2 separate regions of the Homo sapiens genome follow, and region 2 is linked to region 1. Evidence: chromatin loops called from intact Hi-C (ENCODE). Cell type or tissue: heart right ventricle. All regions are shown on one strand. Links, peaks and the distances in the headings refer to the core of each region. The heading gives the core; the rest is flanking DNA.

What was found. Hi-C counts contacts between places; a loop is a spot of excess contacts. Peaks named below come from ENCODE experiments on the same cell type or tissue, not always from the same donor. Only the 100,000 strongest peaks of a DNase experiment are listed, where the experiment ranks them.
Region 2: a loop joins it to region 1, with 7 times the contacts of the local background. A loop is called at or near these places in 1 of 110 quality-filtered maps.

What each region holds. Positions count from the first base shown.
Region 1 is chr19:33,328,689-33,337,022 of GRCh38, reverse strand. No RefSeq gene overlaps it. Among named protein-coding and RNA genes, the nearest start is that of CEBPA-DT, 30 kb to the right of the region's middle. In heart right ventricle, for the core only: no CTCF peak of the experiment used is centred there; a DNase peak (open chromatin) is centred at 4,553; H3K27me3 peaks cover 557 bases.
Region 2 is chr19:33,730,776-33,739,109 of GRCh38, reverse strand. All of the region lies in intron 3 of CHST8 (carbohydrate sulfotransferase 8), which reads right to left. Among named protein-coding and RNA genes, the nearest start is that of KCTD15, 62 kb to the left of the region's middle. In heart right ventricle, for the core only: no CTCF peak of the experiment used is centred there; a DNase peak (open chromatin) is centred at 4,019; H3K27me3 peaks cover 2,747 bases.

The DNA of each region.
Region 1 (8,334 bases), core at 265-8,264:
CAGTGGATTGGATGAGGCCCATCCACATAGGATAGGGCAGCATGACCCACTATTATTTCCATCATTTATCAAAGATAATCTCTCTCTCTCTCTCTTTTTTTTTTTAAGAGATGGGGTCTCACTGTTGCCCAGGCTGGTCTCAAACTCCCGGGCTCAGGGGATCCTCCTGCCTCAGCCTTCTGAGTAGCTGGGATTACAGGTGCATATCACTGTGCCTGGCTGAAGAGTTCATCCTTTCTTTCCTCATTGCAATACAGGTGGCTGTGGTCATAAATCAGTTGACTGTATGTATCTGTACGTGCTTTTCCACTGGTCAGTTTGTCTGTCCTTGTGCTAATACTGATGCAGGGCAGGTGAGCCCCAGATAAGGGCTTAGCCCAAGAAAGTTCTTTGCTTTGCCCGGGAAAGAATTCAAGGGCGAGCCAAAGGTAGAAGAAAACAGCTTTACTGAAGCAGCAGTGTTACAGGATCTCACATGGAGTAGTCTTTGAACAGAGCATCACTTAATTCATAAGACAGTCCCATAGTCATGGCCAGTATTTACTGAAGAACAGTCAAAAATGAAGAGGACAAAACCTTAATATTGTAAATAACTTAATAGGAAAATAGAACTTGACTTGCCACAAGAAAGTGTCTTGCATAGACAGTCCAGGTATTTATCAATTTCATAAACTGGAATTGGGGTCAAAATGGATGGGGTAGATTTGTGCTCTCCTGGACCTTGTCCATTCTCTGTGTGGACAGAGAGGTGATGTCACGGAGGGTGACAGTATTTTAGGGACTGGTTAAAAATTACTTAACATTTAAAAAATTAAAGCCATACCTGAGTCTATATAAGCCAAGTAACGTCCATAAGATGCTAGGTTGGGGCCGGGTGCAGTGGCTCACGCCTGTAATCCCAGCACTTTGGGAGGCCGAAGGGGGGCAGATCATCTGAGGTTGGGAGTTCTTGATCAGCCTGACAAACAGGGAGAAACCCCATCTCTACTAGAAATACAAAAATTAGCTGGACATAGTGGCGCATGCCTGTAATCCCAGCTACTCGGGAGGCTGAGGCAGGAGAATCACTTGAACCTGGGAGGCGGAGGTTGCAGTGAGCCGAGATCACACCATTGTGCTCCTGCCTGGGCAAAAAAAAAAAAAAAAAAAAAAAAAAAAAAAGAAGATGCTTGGTTGGAAGGCACTGCCAAGGAGAAAGGCTCATGAGTCTTTGGGGTGGACACAGCTCGTCCTTGTCATCACCCACTGATTCTTTTGATAATGGCACAAATTCTTCTTTGAGCAGCCAGCCTGGCCGGGCCACAACAGAGTCACTGTGATTGGTTGGTTAAGCAGGCTAGAGCAATATCAGATGTTCCTCTTGCGAATTCCAATGATGACAGCAGGGACAAAGAAAATGGCTGGGCTGGTTCTTCTCAGCAGCAGCGGCACCATAGTAGATGCTGGTCCGTTCCTGCCATCTGGATTCCTGGAGTTGCTCTAGTGACTGTCATTTGTGCAGTTGTTCCAGGTTTTTTCTTGGTTTCTATGAGCTTCTCCATATTTTTTCCATAGATTATTTGGTTTAAGTTAACTAGACTCAGTTCCTCTTGCTTGTAAGTCAGTAAGACCTATAAAACCCTGATGGATTCTGGACTTAACCAATGGGAAAACACGTTAAGAGGCAATTTAGCATATTCCTAAATTGTTATTAAGCAGAATTAGATTTAAATAACCTCAGAGGCCAGGTGCCGTGGCTCATGCCTGTAATCCCAGCACTTTGAGAGGCCAAAGCAGGCAGATCACTTAAGGCCAGGAGTTCAAGACCAGCCTAGGAAATGTAGCGAGACCCCCATCTCTACAAAAAATACAAAAATTAGCTGGGTGTGGTGGCATGCACCTGTAGTCTCAGCTACTTGAGAGGCTGAGGTGGGAGGATTGCTTGAGGAAGTTGAAGTTGCAGTGAGCTGTGCTTTCACCACTGTACTCCACCCTGGGCAACAGTGAGACCCTGTCTCAAAAAAAAATTTCCTTTAATAATAAATGACCTCAGAAAGGCATAATATAGCATAGATATGTACAAATAGTGTATGCCACAATGTCACCTATTAGGAAATGGAGTGGGCCAGGCATGGTGGCTCATGCCCATAATCCCAGCACTTTGGAAGGCTGTGGCAGGAGGATCACTTGAGGCCAGGCCATCCTGAGCAACATAGCAAGACTCTGTCTCTACAAAAAACAAAAAAATTAGCCAGGTGTGGTGGTGCATGCCTATAGTCACAACTACTCAGGAGGCCGAGGTGGGAGGATCACTTCAAGAGTTCAAGGCTGCAGTGAGCCGTGATTGTACCACTGCACTCCAGCCTGGATGACAGAGCAAGCCCTTATCGCTTTAAAGAAAAAAAAAAGAAAGAAAAAAAGAAAAAGAATAAAAGAAATAAAGTGGACCTACCAAGAAGTTATTTCTTACATCCAATTTTAAATTCTCAATTTTTGTCTATATTCATTTAATGCTATTACTTATTACATATTAATTAAATGCTTATTAATAACCAGATGGTGATTATTAATTACCAACAATTAATTAATAATTTATTAAATTATTAATTAATGTGTGTTCACCACTCACTAGGCTCCAGATTTTTTTTTTTTGAGACAAGGTCTTGCTCTGTTGCCCAGGCTGAAATGCAGTGGCTCAGATCATGGCTTACTGCGGCCTTGACCTCCCAGGCTCAAGCGATCCTCCAGCCTCAACCTCCCAAGTAGCTGAGACTACAGGTGCATACCACCATACCTGGCTAGTTTTTTAAATTTTTTTGTAGTGACGAGGGTCTCACTATGTTACCTAAGCTGGTCTCGAACTCCTGGGCTAAAGCAATCCTCCTGCCTCAGCCTCCCAAAGTGCTGGGATTATAGGCGTGAGCCACCACGCTTGGCCCAGGCTCCAGCTTTATAGGTGATAGAGGATGTGCTGCTTTTGTTGTGTGTGATTGAGGGTGGCTGCTAAGACACCAGTCATGAGAGAATTAATGAAGACACAGAAATGAGTTTACCAGAACCCAGCTGGACAGAGGTGGGGTGGGTGGAGGGGCAGTGCCCTGAATGTACATATAAGGAATCCATTGATAAGCTGCTTGGGCTGGGGAGTGAGACCGCCAGGGTGCACGCTCTGGCAGGAGTGGGAACATGAACTGCCTTCTAATGTGTGTGGGTCCTCTTACCTGCAGGACTAGCATAGCCTACTGTTCAGAGTTAGCACTGCCACCAGATGATGGGGTTTGGATCCCAGCTCCAAGCCTTTTTTTTTTTATTTAAGAAAAAGTTTAAATCCTGGTAAAATATGCATAAGATAAAATTCACCACCTTAACCAATTTTAAGTGTATGTTTCAGTCGTATTAAATGCATTCATTTGTTGTGCAACCAATCTCCAGAACTCTTTTAATCTTGCAAAACTGAAACTGTACCCACTGAACAACTCCACTCCCCCCAGCCCCAGCCCCTGGCAACCACCATTTTGCTTTCTGTTTCTATAAGTTTGACTACCCTAGGTACCTCATATAGTATTTGCTTAGAATATACAGTATTTGCTTTTTGCGACTGGCTTATTTCATTTAGCATAATATCCTCAAGGTTTATCCATATTGTAGCACGCACCAGAATTTCCTTCCTTTATAAGGCTGAATAATATTCCATTGTATGGACGTACCATCTTTTGTTTATCCATTGATGCATTGATAGGCCCTTGGGGTGCTTCTACTTTTTGGCTATTGAGAATAATGCTGCTATGAACACGGATGTGCAAATACCTTGTTGAGACCCTGCTTCCAGTTCTTTCAGGTCTGTACTCAGAAGTGAAATTGCTGGATCATATAGGAATTCTATTGTTAATGTTTGGAGGAACCACCATATTGTTTTCTGCAGTGACTGCAACTTTTCACTGTTTTTTTGAGACGGAGTCTTGCTCTGTAGCCCAGGCTGGAGTGCAGTGGCACAATCTCAGCTCACTGCAACCTCCACCTCCCAGGTTCAAGCGAGTCTCCTGCCTCAGCCTCCTGAGTACCTGGGACTACAGGTGCACGTCACCACGCCGGGCTAATTTTTGTATTTTTAGTAGAGAGGGGGTTTCCCCATATTGGCCAGGTTGGTCTCGAACTCCTGACCCCAGGTGTTCTACCCGCCTCAGCCTCCCAAAGTGCTGGGATTACAGGCATGAGCCACCATGCTTGGCCACCCTTTGACATTTCTACCAGCAATATATGAATGTTCAATTTCTCTACATCCTCACCAACACTTGTCATTCTCCTTTTAAAAATGATAACAGTCATCATAGTAAGTGAGCTTGGACATGTTAACGCTCACATGTGATTGGGAAAGTATAGATCTATTTAGTGGAGTCTATAAGTGGCAGAGAGTATGAGTGATAGAGACTGTGGCCGTAGTTGGTGGTAGCACAGTCACATAGAGACACTGAAGAGGCCCTCTCAGGAGAAGGTCACAGACCAGCTAGTGCCAGAGAACCCAAAAAGGCCAGCGAGAGCCATGGCTGCTCAGATGAGGGAAGTACGGTAGAGCCACACCCAGAAAACTGTGCTTAGCTAGGGCAGCTTTCTACCACAAGCATGTAGAGTTTTCTGGCTGGCAGCGTGCAAAGAGGAACCAAAGCTATTAAAAGAATGGAGGAATTGGTCCATCACGAAAGACTAAAGCTCCAAGGGGTAGTTTGGGTCATCTGTGTCCACTGTTTACAATTATATAATGGGCAAAACCAACCAAGCAATTGTTTTTTTAGAAGGAAGAGGATGTCTTCAGTAGGGAAAATATACTAGCTGTATTGCAAAAACTTTGAAAAAGCGGTTGAGTTCAATATTAAACCAAAAAATATTAGTATAAAGCAATACAAAATGAGGAATAGTTTCACCAGAAAGTGAGGAAGTACTATTTTTGGAAATCTCTCTGATGAAAGTAGTTTGTCTTATTGAAAGCAAAGTTTAATTTCTCTACAGATCCATCAAGTAACAGAAGAATGCTCAGTTATGGCTTCTTTGTGGGTTTTTTTTTTTATTATTTGCCATTCATGGCCAGGCACAGTGGCTCACTATGTAATCCCAGCACTTTGGGAGGCCGAGGAGGGAGGATTGCTTGAGGCTGAGAGTTCAAGACCAGCCTGGTCAACATAGCAAGACCCCCCACCTCTATAAATAAATATGCCAATAAGTAGATAAATAAATAAATAAATAAGGCAGGCGTGGTGGCGCACACTTGTGGTCCAGCTACTCAGGAGGCTAAAGCAGGAGGATCACTTGAGCCCACGGGTTTAAGGCTGCAGTGAGCTATGATCGCAGCACTGTACTCCAGGCTGGGGGATAGACTAAAACTGTCTCAAAAAAGTTAAAATACACGTCTGTAATCCCACACTTTGGGAGGCCGAGGCAGGGTGATCACTTGAGGTCAGGAGTTTGAGACCAGCCTGACCAACCTGGCGAAATCCCATCTCTACTAAAAATACAAAAATTAGCCGGGCATGGTGGTACACGCCTGTAATCCCAGCTGCTTGGGAGGCTGAGACAAGAGAATCTCTTGAATCTGGGAGGTGGAGGTTGCAGTGAGCCAAGATGGCACCACTGCATTCCAGCCTCGGTGACAGAGCAAGACTCCATCTCAAAAAAAATAAATAAATAAAAATAAAATAAAATAAAATAAAATAAAATAATTTTTTAAAAAATTATTTACATAATTGGCAAAACAATATTACAATTCAAACAAAACTCCCCCACAGTTCCACGAGCTGTTTAAATCAATATTTCTGTAGATACATGGCACCCTCTACCCTTTGTCCACATACTTAGTCAATGTTTACAGATTTGGAGTAATAGTGATAGAAGTTTGTTTCTTCCTATCTTACTTAACATGACATCATGAGTGATTTTCTGTTTTGGTAGAATCTTTTCCTACCCTCTCCTCTGACTTCTGCCATTGCAAACAGTGCTAAAATGCCATCTTGGTGTAAATATACTTGTAGGCTGGTAATTTTAGAAGATAGATTCTCAAGAATTGTCATTTCTGGGTCAAAGGGAACTTTTTTCCTTTTTTTTTTTTTTTTTTTGGAGACAGCGTCTCACTCTGTCACTCAGGCTGGAGTGCAGTGGCGCAATCTTGGCTCACTGCAACCTCTGCCTCCCAGGCTCAAGCAATCCTCCCACCTCAGACTCCTGAGTAGCTGGGACTACAGGCCTGTGCCACCATGTCCAGCTAATTTTTTGTGTTTTTTGTAGGGACAAGGTTTTGCCATGTTGCCTAGACTGGTCTCAAACTCCTGGGCTCAAGCGATCCACCAGCCTCAGCCTCCCAAAGTGCTGGGATTATAGGCGTGAGCCTCCTTGCCCGGCCACGTGTATGTTTTTTTTATCTGAATGACATTGCCGAATTATTTCCCCAAAGCATTGCTGCAATTCTACCCACAAGGTACAGTGTCTGATTTCATGTATTCTTACCAGCCAGCCACTCTTTAATTTTTGCCAATCTGATGAGTTTTTTCTTTAAAAACCTGCTCTAGTTTCTTTAATTGGCATTTCCCTGATTACTAATGAAACTGATCTTTTCACTTATTTATTGGCTATTTAAATTTCTCTTCCTGTGGAAAACCTATTAAATTCCTCCCCCTCCTTTTCCCATTGAATTTTTTGTGCTTTTCTTCTCAAGGATGTCTGTGCGTGTAGGATATTAACCCTTCCTCTGCCATATGTATTGCAAGTACTTTTCCCAGCATGGGCCTCTCAGCCCCCTTTAGTCCTGAGTCAGAAAAATAAATATCCTTCGTCACTGGAAGGGAGAATGAGTCCAATTTGCTGTCTCTGTGGGCAACTTGCTCTATCATCCACCCGCTCCTCAACTGGTTGATTCTCTTCAAAATGGAAGGGGTCTTTGCTGACACAGAGGCTGAAACTGAAAGACCGAAGTTCCTGCATGAATGAAGGTGTGAAGCTGGGTGGGGCTGGAGAAGGACATAGGTGTTGCTGGAGAGAGAGAAGCAGGGGCTGGATCATGCTGGGCCTTGTAGGGTTTATTTTAAGCGCAAAGGGAAGTTATGCACTGGATTATGTTTTTGCAACAGTGCCTCTGGTTGGAGAATGTATGGTAAGGGAACAGGAAGGCAGGCATGGAGCCCAGTTAGGGTTAGCCCATCGTTGTGGTCCAGGTGGGAGACAGCAGTGGTTTGTACTAGGGTATTGGCAGCGGGGATAAGAAGTTGATAGGTCTATTTTGAGCCAAAGAGGAGAGAATAGATTATAAGAGATTAGGCATGGAACGGTGGGGAAGAAGGAGAGGTAGAGATTGGCTCCTCAAATTCTGGCTTAAGTAGCTGGAAAGAAGGGGCAGATTAGGGGCAGGAGGTAAGTTCACAGGGAAACCAAGATTTCATCTTAGACTTGTTAATTCCGAGATACCTGTGAAATAGACAGATAGAGAGATCAGATGTTAGAGGGTGATGCTCAGGCTTGGCCTCTGGGCTGAAGACATGAATTTGGTACTAAACAACAAGGCGATCAACAAGGTGCCCTTAGAGAGGATTAGAGTCCCCAGAAGAACAGTGCAGATAGAGGAGACAAGTGAGGCTGCCCCTGGGAGAGGAGGAGCTGACGCCGGAGACTGGAAGCAGCAGGTAGACAGCAAGAGAGGAAGCACTTCACCAACGGGAGGCTGCAGCACGCTGCTGAGGACCAGGGGAGGGGCCACTGCTGGGCCTTAAAACAGGGAGGGCGCCTTTCCAACAACAACCTCAGTAAAGTGTAGGGAGCAGATGAAACCGCATTGGGAAATCAATGAAAGGTGAATAGGCAGAGATAGTGTTTACAGAGAACTCTGTCAGGAAGTTTAGTTATGAGTGAAGAGTCAAGAAGTAAGGGCCAGGTGTGGTGGCTCACGCCTGTAACCCCAGCACTTTGGGAAACCAAGGCAGGAAGATCGTTGAGGCCAGGAGTTCAAGAGCAGCCCTGGGCAACATAGCTAGACCCTGTCTCTACAAATAATTAAAAAAAAAAAATTAGCCGGGCGCAGTGGTGCACACCTGTGGTCCCAGCTACCCAGGAGGCTGCCGTGAGAGTATGGCTTGAGCCCCGGAGGTCAAGGCTGCCGTAAGCTGTGATTGTACCACTGCACTCCAGCCTGGGAGAAGAGCTAGACTCTGTCTCAAAAAAAAAAAAGAAAGAAAGAAATAGGGAGATGGGTGGAAAGGTGCGTAGTCAGAGAGAGGCGTTTTGTTTTCTTAAGTGGGGGACCCTAGAGCATAGTTCAATGCAGGTGGGGTGGCACCCCTGAGAACGTGAAAGAAAATGCGTCCAGAGCATGAGAACAGG
Region 2 (8,334 bases), core at 30-8,029, 400 kb before region 1:
CAAGTTAAAACCGTGTAACTTTACATGGTAAGTGGGTTTCAGAAGGAGGGCGGGGGAGTTTTGCCTGATCCCTGTGGATGCGGCCCATACTGGGGAACCCTACTGGAAGGCAAAGGATGCAGGGTCCTCCCGGCTTTAATCCTGGCAATATCCTCCCCACCCACCATCTCCCTCTCTAGCCACAGAACAGTATGCACACTTGCTAAAAATCTTGGACTCCGGCCGGGCACGGTGGCTCATGCCTGTAATCCCAGCACTTTGGGAGGCCGAGAGGGGTGGATCACCCACGGTCAGAAGTTCAAGACCAGCCTGGCCAACATGGTGAAACCTCATCTCTACTAAAAGTACAAAAATTAGCCGGGCATGCTGGTGTGTGCCTGTAATCCCAGCTACTCAGGAGGCTGAGGCAGGAGAATTGCTTGAACCCTGGAGGCGGAGGTTGCAGTGAGCCGAGGTCGTACCACTGCACTCCAGCCTGGGTGACAGAGCAAGACTCCATCTCAAAAGAAGAAAAAAAGAAAAAACTTGCACTCTCTCTCTCCAGATGTCAAAAGAGAACTAATATTTACAGCAGAATAATAGCTGTAAGGGCTCCTTTCTGGCTTTCTGCTTCATTTAGAGTCAATGACTCTTTGCTTCTGGGAGGATAGACATTTTGAAGTAATATGGGAATGTGCTTAATTAATACCTCTCTGCCCAGGGCCTACTGGTTTGTGGTGTTTTGCTGAAAGCCCAGGGATGGGGGGTTTGAATGTGTACAGATCTGATACAAAGGACAAAAGTCCCCCTGTTTCTGCAATTGTTCCATTCTCCCAATTAATGACTCAGTGAAAGGCAGAGGTCAAATGCTGCAAAATTTTTCCAGGCAAACATTTTCAGGGCCTTTTAGCTCAGCCAGTCCACGACCCTGTCCTCTCACAGAGGCCGATAGTGAACGGGGGTCACAGAACCCCCAAATCCACCCCTGGGAGGTTTTGAGCAGTCAGAGAATATGATATATTTATCTAGCAGAATGTTCTAGCAGCATGTCATATCCTCATCAAGAATGGGAAAAGGGTAATTGGATTTAAATGTCAAGATGTTCTCAGTGTAGGGTGGAAAGCACACATCTATTTTCTCAGCTACAGTTTTTTTTTTCTTTTGGTCTTATTATAATGAAAACTGCAATGAAAACTGCAACCACTTGTTGCTGAAGATGACAGGAGAAAATTCTCTAGTGCTTGGAGATAACAGTGAGTCACAGCCTGGGGGCCAGGTACGTGGCTATCAAATGCAGAGGGAATGGGCTTGGAGGAGAGTGAGAAGTCCAGGGTTAGGCAAGGGGCATTAGCTGGGCAGAAAACACATTGGAGAAGGCTGGGGGAAGCTCAAAGGAAGGGGTGGCCAGGATGCCCATCCTAGGAGGACCTAGGAGGACAGCCATGCTTTAGAGGAGAGCCTGGCTCAGACTTCAAACTTAGTATGGCACGTGGCTTCCATGACACAGTTCCGCAAACAGATGCCCACAGCCTTGAGAAGGGTCCCCAGTAGTCCGTGGGGACAATTCCCTTCTGGGAATTCTGTCCCGTGGCTTTTTTCCAGATTTGGAAAAGCTGACAATTAGGACCTAATAGCCATTTGTCCCAGCTCTAATTATGGCCACAGTGAACGCTTAGCCCTGGTCACCAAGGCAGCCAATACCCAGTGCTAGGGACAGTTCCGAATGCGTGTCTCAGTGGCCCTGAACCTGGGGATGGAATTGTCACAGGGCAAACCCCAAAACTGGGGCTCAGCCCAGAAGGCCAAGTGGGTTCTTGGCTTTGTGCAGGAAAGAATTCAAGAGTGAGCTGACAGAGCAAAGTGAAAACAAGTTTATTAAGACAGTAAAGGAATAAAAAGTGGCTATTCCATACGCAGAGAAGCCCTTAGGGCTGCTGGTTGATTATTTTTATGGTTATTTTTGACTACATGCTAAATAACGGGTAGATTATTAATGAGTTTTTCTGGAAAGGAGCTGGGAGTTCCTGGAACTGAGGGTCCCTCCCCTTTTTAAACCATATAGGATAACTTCCAGGAGTTGCCATGGCATCTGTAAACTGTCATGGTGCTGGTGGGTATGTCTTTTAGCATGCTAATGTATTATAATTAGCATCTTAGGAGCAGTAAGGGTAACCGGAGGTTGCTTCCATCACCACCTTTGGTTTTGGCGGGTTTTGGCCAGCTTCTCTACTGCATCCTGTTTTTTCATCAGGGTCCTGGGAAACTAGTCCTGCTGAACTCCTATCTCAGAATGGCAGTGACACACCATGCATTCCTTCATGAATGTTGGGGACAAAGCTGTGGGCTGCATCCTACATGGCCGCAGACTCCCAACGTCTGCAGTATGGGGTAGGGAGAGAGGGGTGGTGGCCACGGTGTCTGCTGGTGCTAGAAAATCTCAGGAACAGAAAGGACATCTTAACAGAACATTTCCTGGCTGCCCCTGACACATGAGACCTCCCCTTATTGCCCCATGTCCCCAGAGCTGCTCACACACACTTATCTGCTGGATAAGTAGTCACCCCCGTTGGCCTGGCAGGCACCAGGCTATGCATCTTGTCTGAGCTTGGGCAGACACCAGAGAGTGCCTCGGAAGGGCCCTCTGAGAGATCCCTTCTCTGCAAAAGTGAGTTCACTATTCCCCGGGGAAGGCAGTGCTAGGCTGACAAAACAGCCTGGTGCAAATCATCCACAGGGAGGCAGGCCTGGGAGCGGTTAGCTGGGGAGCCTTCTAAATACCTGCAGCAAGCACCCCTACCCTCCATCCTGATTAGCAGCATCCGGGAGAGCCCAGGTGGGCTCCAGGCTGGTATAGAATCTGGCGTGATCAGTTCCTGGCTAGTCCTCCACTGTTGACCTTCAGGACAACACCTCAACTCGGAAGCACCCTCCAGTCTATCCCCTGGCCTCCTTTCTCAGTCCAAGTCTCAGTTCAACAGCATCCTGAGACTGTTCTCAGGCTGAGGGTCTATGACACCATAGTGAGGCAAGAGGTGCTTCCAAGCGCAGGCTGGGCCTGGGATCCCGGCCCCATGTCTGTCTCTGTCACCATGGATTCTTAGCATCGTTGGGCTGAAGCCATCCCTGGCCCTGCAGCAGGGAGCAGTCTCTTTTGTAAGGACATTGCCAGGTGGCGGGTGGTGCCTTAGAAAATACACATCTTTAATTAGAAACAGGTGGAGAGGAGGCACACTCCATTTACAGGTGTGAGCAAGCCTTCTGGTAAAAGGTGGGGAATGTGATTTTGGTTTGTTTTTGTTTCTGTTTTTCTTTGAGACGGAGTCTCGCTCTGTCCCCCAGGCAGTGGCGCGATCTCGGCTCACTGCAACCTCTACCCTCCGGGTTCAAATGATTCTCCTGCCTCAGCGTCTCAAGTAGCTGGGATTACAGGTGTGCACCAGCACGCCCGGCTAATTTTTGTATTTTCAGTGGACACAGGGTTTCACCATGTTGGTCAGGCTGGTCTTGAACTTCTGACCTCAAGTAATCTGCCCACCTTGGGCTCCCAAAGTGCTGGGATTACAGGTGTGAGCCACCATGACTGGCCAAGAATGTGATTTTGTATGGCTGCAGTGGAGAGTGAAGAGTGTGTGTGTGTCTGCGTGTGTCTGTGTGTCAGAACCTAAGACCCTCTGACTGCCCTTGCAGTGGGCAGTCGGGAGAAGGGGGCAGCCTGGCTGGAGGCAGACACTGTTCCCGGTCCCATTCACACTCTCCTGCTGCCAGGGGTGCATTTGACGGCTTCCCCATCAATCTGTGAGTTTCCTCCTGAAACCTGATTGCTAACTCTGCCTGTGAGGCATTTAAAGCCTTTTCTCCAAGTACCCCCTCCCTCCCCATGGAGGAGCAAGGTCGGGCCCTGAGGGTAGGAAGCTGTGAGCCAGCTGGGGAGGGGCCAGAGCTGACCCCCCTACCCAACCCTGCCCTCTCTTCCATCTCTCCCCAGCCAGGCTGTTTCCAGGGATTGCCTTTGTCTCTGCCAACAGCTAGGATGTTTTGATCAAAAGCCAGGCCTGGCACTGCTGCTTGCCAACAAACACAAGCCTTTTTTAAAGCCTCCTTCTTGCCTGGGCTGGGACTTCCCTATCTGACATTTGATGCAGCTTCTGGCCTTGCCCAAGCCGTGGCATGGAGGACCCTCACACAGAGATCCCGTTTACCCTCTGTTCAGCTTGATGCTGGGGTCAGGGGATGTTTCAGGGACCAAGCTGTGCAGGAGACTTGGTTGTCAACAGAACCTCACCCCCACCTCACCCTGTAGTGCCTTTCCCTGTCCCCATGTCAGGAAGGTCCCTGGGGGAAGTCAGTGCTCCCAGGGTGGTATGCTGGGCCCAGTGGGAGTGGGCAGCTCTGGGATCAGGAAGGTGGGTCCTCACTCCCAACAGACCCCACTCGTGATGCCCCTCCTGGCCTGGGCACTGAGAAAGTGCTCTCCCTCCTTCCTCTCCTCTCCCTGAGCTCCTGCAGTTGGGACAACGATGGCAGGGCGTTCTCCTGGGGGCTGGGGGCTGGCCCAGTGAGCTGCCACCCCATTCCTTCATATTCATCCCACCTGGGGGACAGCACCACTGTGTCACACAGTGTGGGTCCCCATTGCTGTTATAGGGAAGGGGTCTCGATCCAGACCCCCAGAGAGGGTTCTTGGATCTTGCACAAGAAATAATTCAGGGTGAGTTCATAGAGTAAAGTGAAAGCAAGTTTATTAAGAAGTAAAGGAATGAAGAATGGCTATTCCATTCTTCATTGCCCATTTTTATGGTTATTTCTTGATGATATGCTAAACAAGAGGTGGATTATTCATGCCTCTCCTTTATAGACCATATAGGGTAACTTCTTGACGTTGCCATGGCATTTGTAAACTGTCATGGCGCTGGTGGGAGTGTAGCAGTGAGGACCACCAGAGGTCACTCCCATGGCCATTGGTTTTGGTGGGTTTTAGCCGGCTTCCTTACTGCAACCTGTTTTATCAGCAAGGTCTTTATTACCTGTATCTTGTGCCAACCTTCTATCTTATCCTGTGACTTAGAATGCCTTAACCATCTGGGAATGCAGCCCAGTAGGTCTCAGCCTCTTTTTTCCCAGGCCCTAGTCAAGATGGAGTTGCTCTGGTTTACACACCTCTGACACCGCTGTCTGCTCACAGGGAGAGGAGGCTTGCCTCATAGATCACAGATCAACGACGGAAGTTTGTAGAGCTCTCTGCAGCAGGCTGCAGTTATGATGGTGTGTGGGCCGTTGAGAAAGTGCTCCTAGAGGCTGGCTGTGGCTCCTAGAGGCTAGCAGTGGCTCCTATGTAGGAAGTTCCAGCTCTTATGTTGCATGTTCTTTCGGAGCTGAAGGAAGGGCCTGCAATAATCTATCTGTTACACCCCAATTTATGCAGAGAGGGGGTTTAGGATGCCATACAAGAAATGAGGGCATAAATCAGAATGGAACTGACAGATGCAAGAACAACTAGTAAAGAGATAATAAAATGGATCCCAAAGTAAGTTTGAAAGTTGCACTTTACAAGGCTGTATTCACTTGGTAATGGGCTGTGGTATCAAGAATATATCTGGGCCAGGCACTGTGGCTCACGCCTGTAATCCCAGCACTTTGGGAGGCCAAGGCGGGTAGATTACCTGAGTTCAGGACTTCAAGACCAGCTTGGCCAACATGATGAAACCCCATCTCTACTAAAAGTACAAAAAATTAGCTGGGCATTGTTGTGGGGGCCTGTAATCTTAGCTACTTGGGAGGCTGAGGCAGGAGAATTGCTTGAACCCAGGAGGTGGAGGTTTCAGTGAGCCAAGATCATGTCATTGCACTCCAGCCTGGGCAACAGAGCAAGACTCCATCTCAAAAAAAAAAAAAAAAAAAGAATATATCTGGTCTTTGTCTCTTGGTTCCAGACACAGTGCTTCAAAAACCCTTGGAATTTCCACAGTGATAGGCATGTCTTGTTATGCCAATGAGATGGGTCCTGGTGGGCTCCTAGAGAGCTTCAGTATAGGAGCTGGTCACCAGAAAGACCAACCACTTGAAGAGAGGAGGGGAGGGTGATTGGAGATTGAGTTCTGTCATGCAGCCAATCAATCATCAATCATTGATTACTCATAATCAAACCCCAATTCATAATGCAATCCTAATAAAAACTCTAGACACTGAGGCTCAGAGGAGCTCCCAGTTGAACACACTGATCTGCTGGGAGGGTGATATGCCCTCCATGAAGGAGGTACCATGGAACCTACCTTAGGGAACCTTGTGAGAATTAAATGAGATGATACAGGAATCAAGCTAAGCTCATGCTTTGTCTCTTCCTCTAAGATGCACATGCCCCACTGCCTTTCCGAGGGTCTGGCGTTGCCCTGCTGCCCACTTCGGTTCATTGGATGTGTCTTCATGTGAACAAATAATGATTGAGATGAGGTTTGGGCTCTTGACCAGGAGCCCAGAGCCTGAGAAAATTGTGTTTGGGACCCTCCCAGACCCTGTTCTATCTATGGGTATCCTTTCTAATAAAAATGCAATTTTAAGTATAGTACTTGCCTGTGTTCTGCATCTTTAAAACAAATTTTCAAACTGGAGGGGCCCCAGCACCTACACTGCTGGCCAGCTGGCTACAGATTCACAGGAACACCTGACTCTGTAGCCAGTTGGCCAGCGGTGCAGGTGGCCTGGGGACCCCACTTGCGGCCAGTGTCTGAAGTAAAGTCAGTCTTGTGGAGGGCTCTGTCCTTTACTTGTGGCGTCTGGTGCTAACTCCAGGTGGTCAGTGTCAGGACAGTATGTAGTACAGCCCAGCTGGGGGCAAAACAGAACGCGGGCTTATTTATTAGGCGTGAGCCTTGCAACAGCTGGTGCAGAACAACGATTCTTGGTAGAAGGACCAGACAAGAGGATCTCCTGAGTGACGGCCAAATGTGCTTGACCTCATCTTTAAAGTAAGGGCAATCATGAGCCTCAGGGGGCGGCTTTTCAGAGCCCAAAAGAAAGAGGCAGCATTGCAACAGAGCACAGTCGGTATGCAGCTGAACTCACATGGCCAAGCTCATGCAGGGCAGAGCTGGCTGGGTTGAAGTGGAGACGCAGCTGTCCCAGTGTGAGCAGTGTGTGGATTAAGGGACTCCCTCCCCTTGCACCTCAATCTCTGTCCGTGTGGACTGAGCCATTGAGACAGGCTGTCTTGTTTCCCTGAGTCCATGAGCTTCTTGGAGTGGAAAAGAGGTCACCGGCAGCCAGCAAGGAGAACAGTGCATCTTTACACCTTTTCTCTGCCTGAGATCTTCTCTGTGTAAACCAGAGGATCTGGCCACAGCCTTGGGCACAGGCTCTGGGCTCCTTGTGAAGAACCCAAACCTCATCTCAATCATTGTTTGCATACACGAAAACACATCTGTCAAAGGCGTTTGAACTAGAGTGACTCCATCTTGTATAGATACTGGGTAAAATAAGGCTGAGACCTACTGGGCTGCATTCCCAGGAGGTTAGGCATTCTAAGTCACAGAATGACATAGGAGGTTGGAACAAGATACAGGTCACAAAGACCTTGCTGATAAAGCAGGCTGTGGTAAAGAAGCTGGCCAAACCTCACCAAATCCAAGATGGTGATGAAAGTGACCCCCGGTTGTCCTCACTGCTTATTATACGCTAATTATAATGCATTAGCATGCTAAGAAACACTCCCACCAGTGCCGTGACAGTTTACAGATGCCATGGCAACACCTAGAATTTACCCTTTATGGTCTAAAAAGGGGAGAAACCCTAAGTTCTGGGAATTGCCCACCCCTTTCTCGGAAAACTCATAATTAATCCACCCCTTGTTTAGCATATAATCACAAAGTAACAATAAGTATCCTTAGTCCAGCAGCCCAAGCTGCTGCTCCGCCTATGGAGTAGTCATTCTCTATTCCTTTACTTTCTTAATAAACTTGCTGTGATGATTACTATTGAGTGTCAACTTGATTGGATTGAAGGATGCAAAGCATTGTTCCTGGGTGTGTCTGTGAGGGTGTTGCCAAAGGACTTTAACATTTGAGTCAGTGGACTGGGAGAGGCAGACACACCCTCAATCTGGGTGGGCACCATCTAATCAGTTGCAAGCACGGCTAGAATAAAGCAGGCAGAACTTGACTGGCTGAGTCTTCCAGCTTCCATCTTTCTCTGTGCTGGATGCTTCCTGCCCTCGAACATCGGACTCCCAGTTCTTCAGGTTTTGGACTCCTGGACTCACACCAGTTGTTTGCCAGGGGCTCTGGGGCCTTCAGCCATAGACTGAAGGCTGTGCTGTTGGATTCCCTACTTTTGAAGTTTTGGGACTCAGACTGGCTTCCTTGC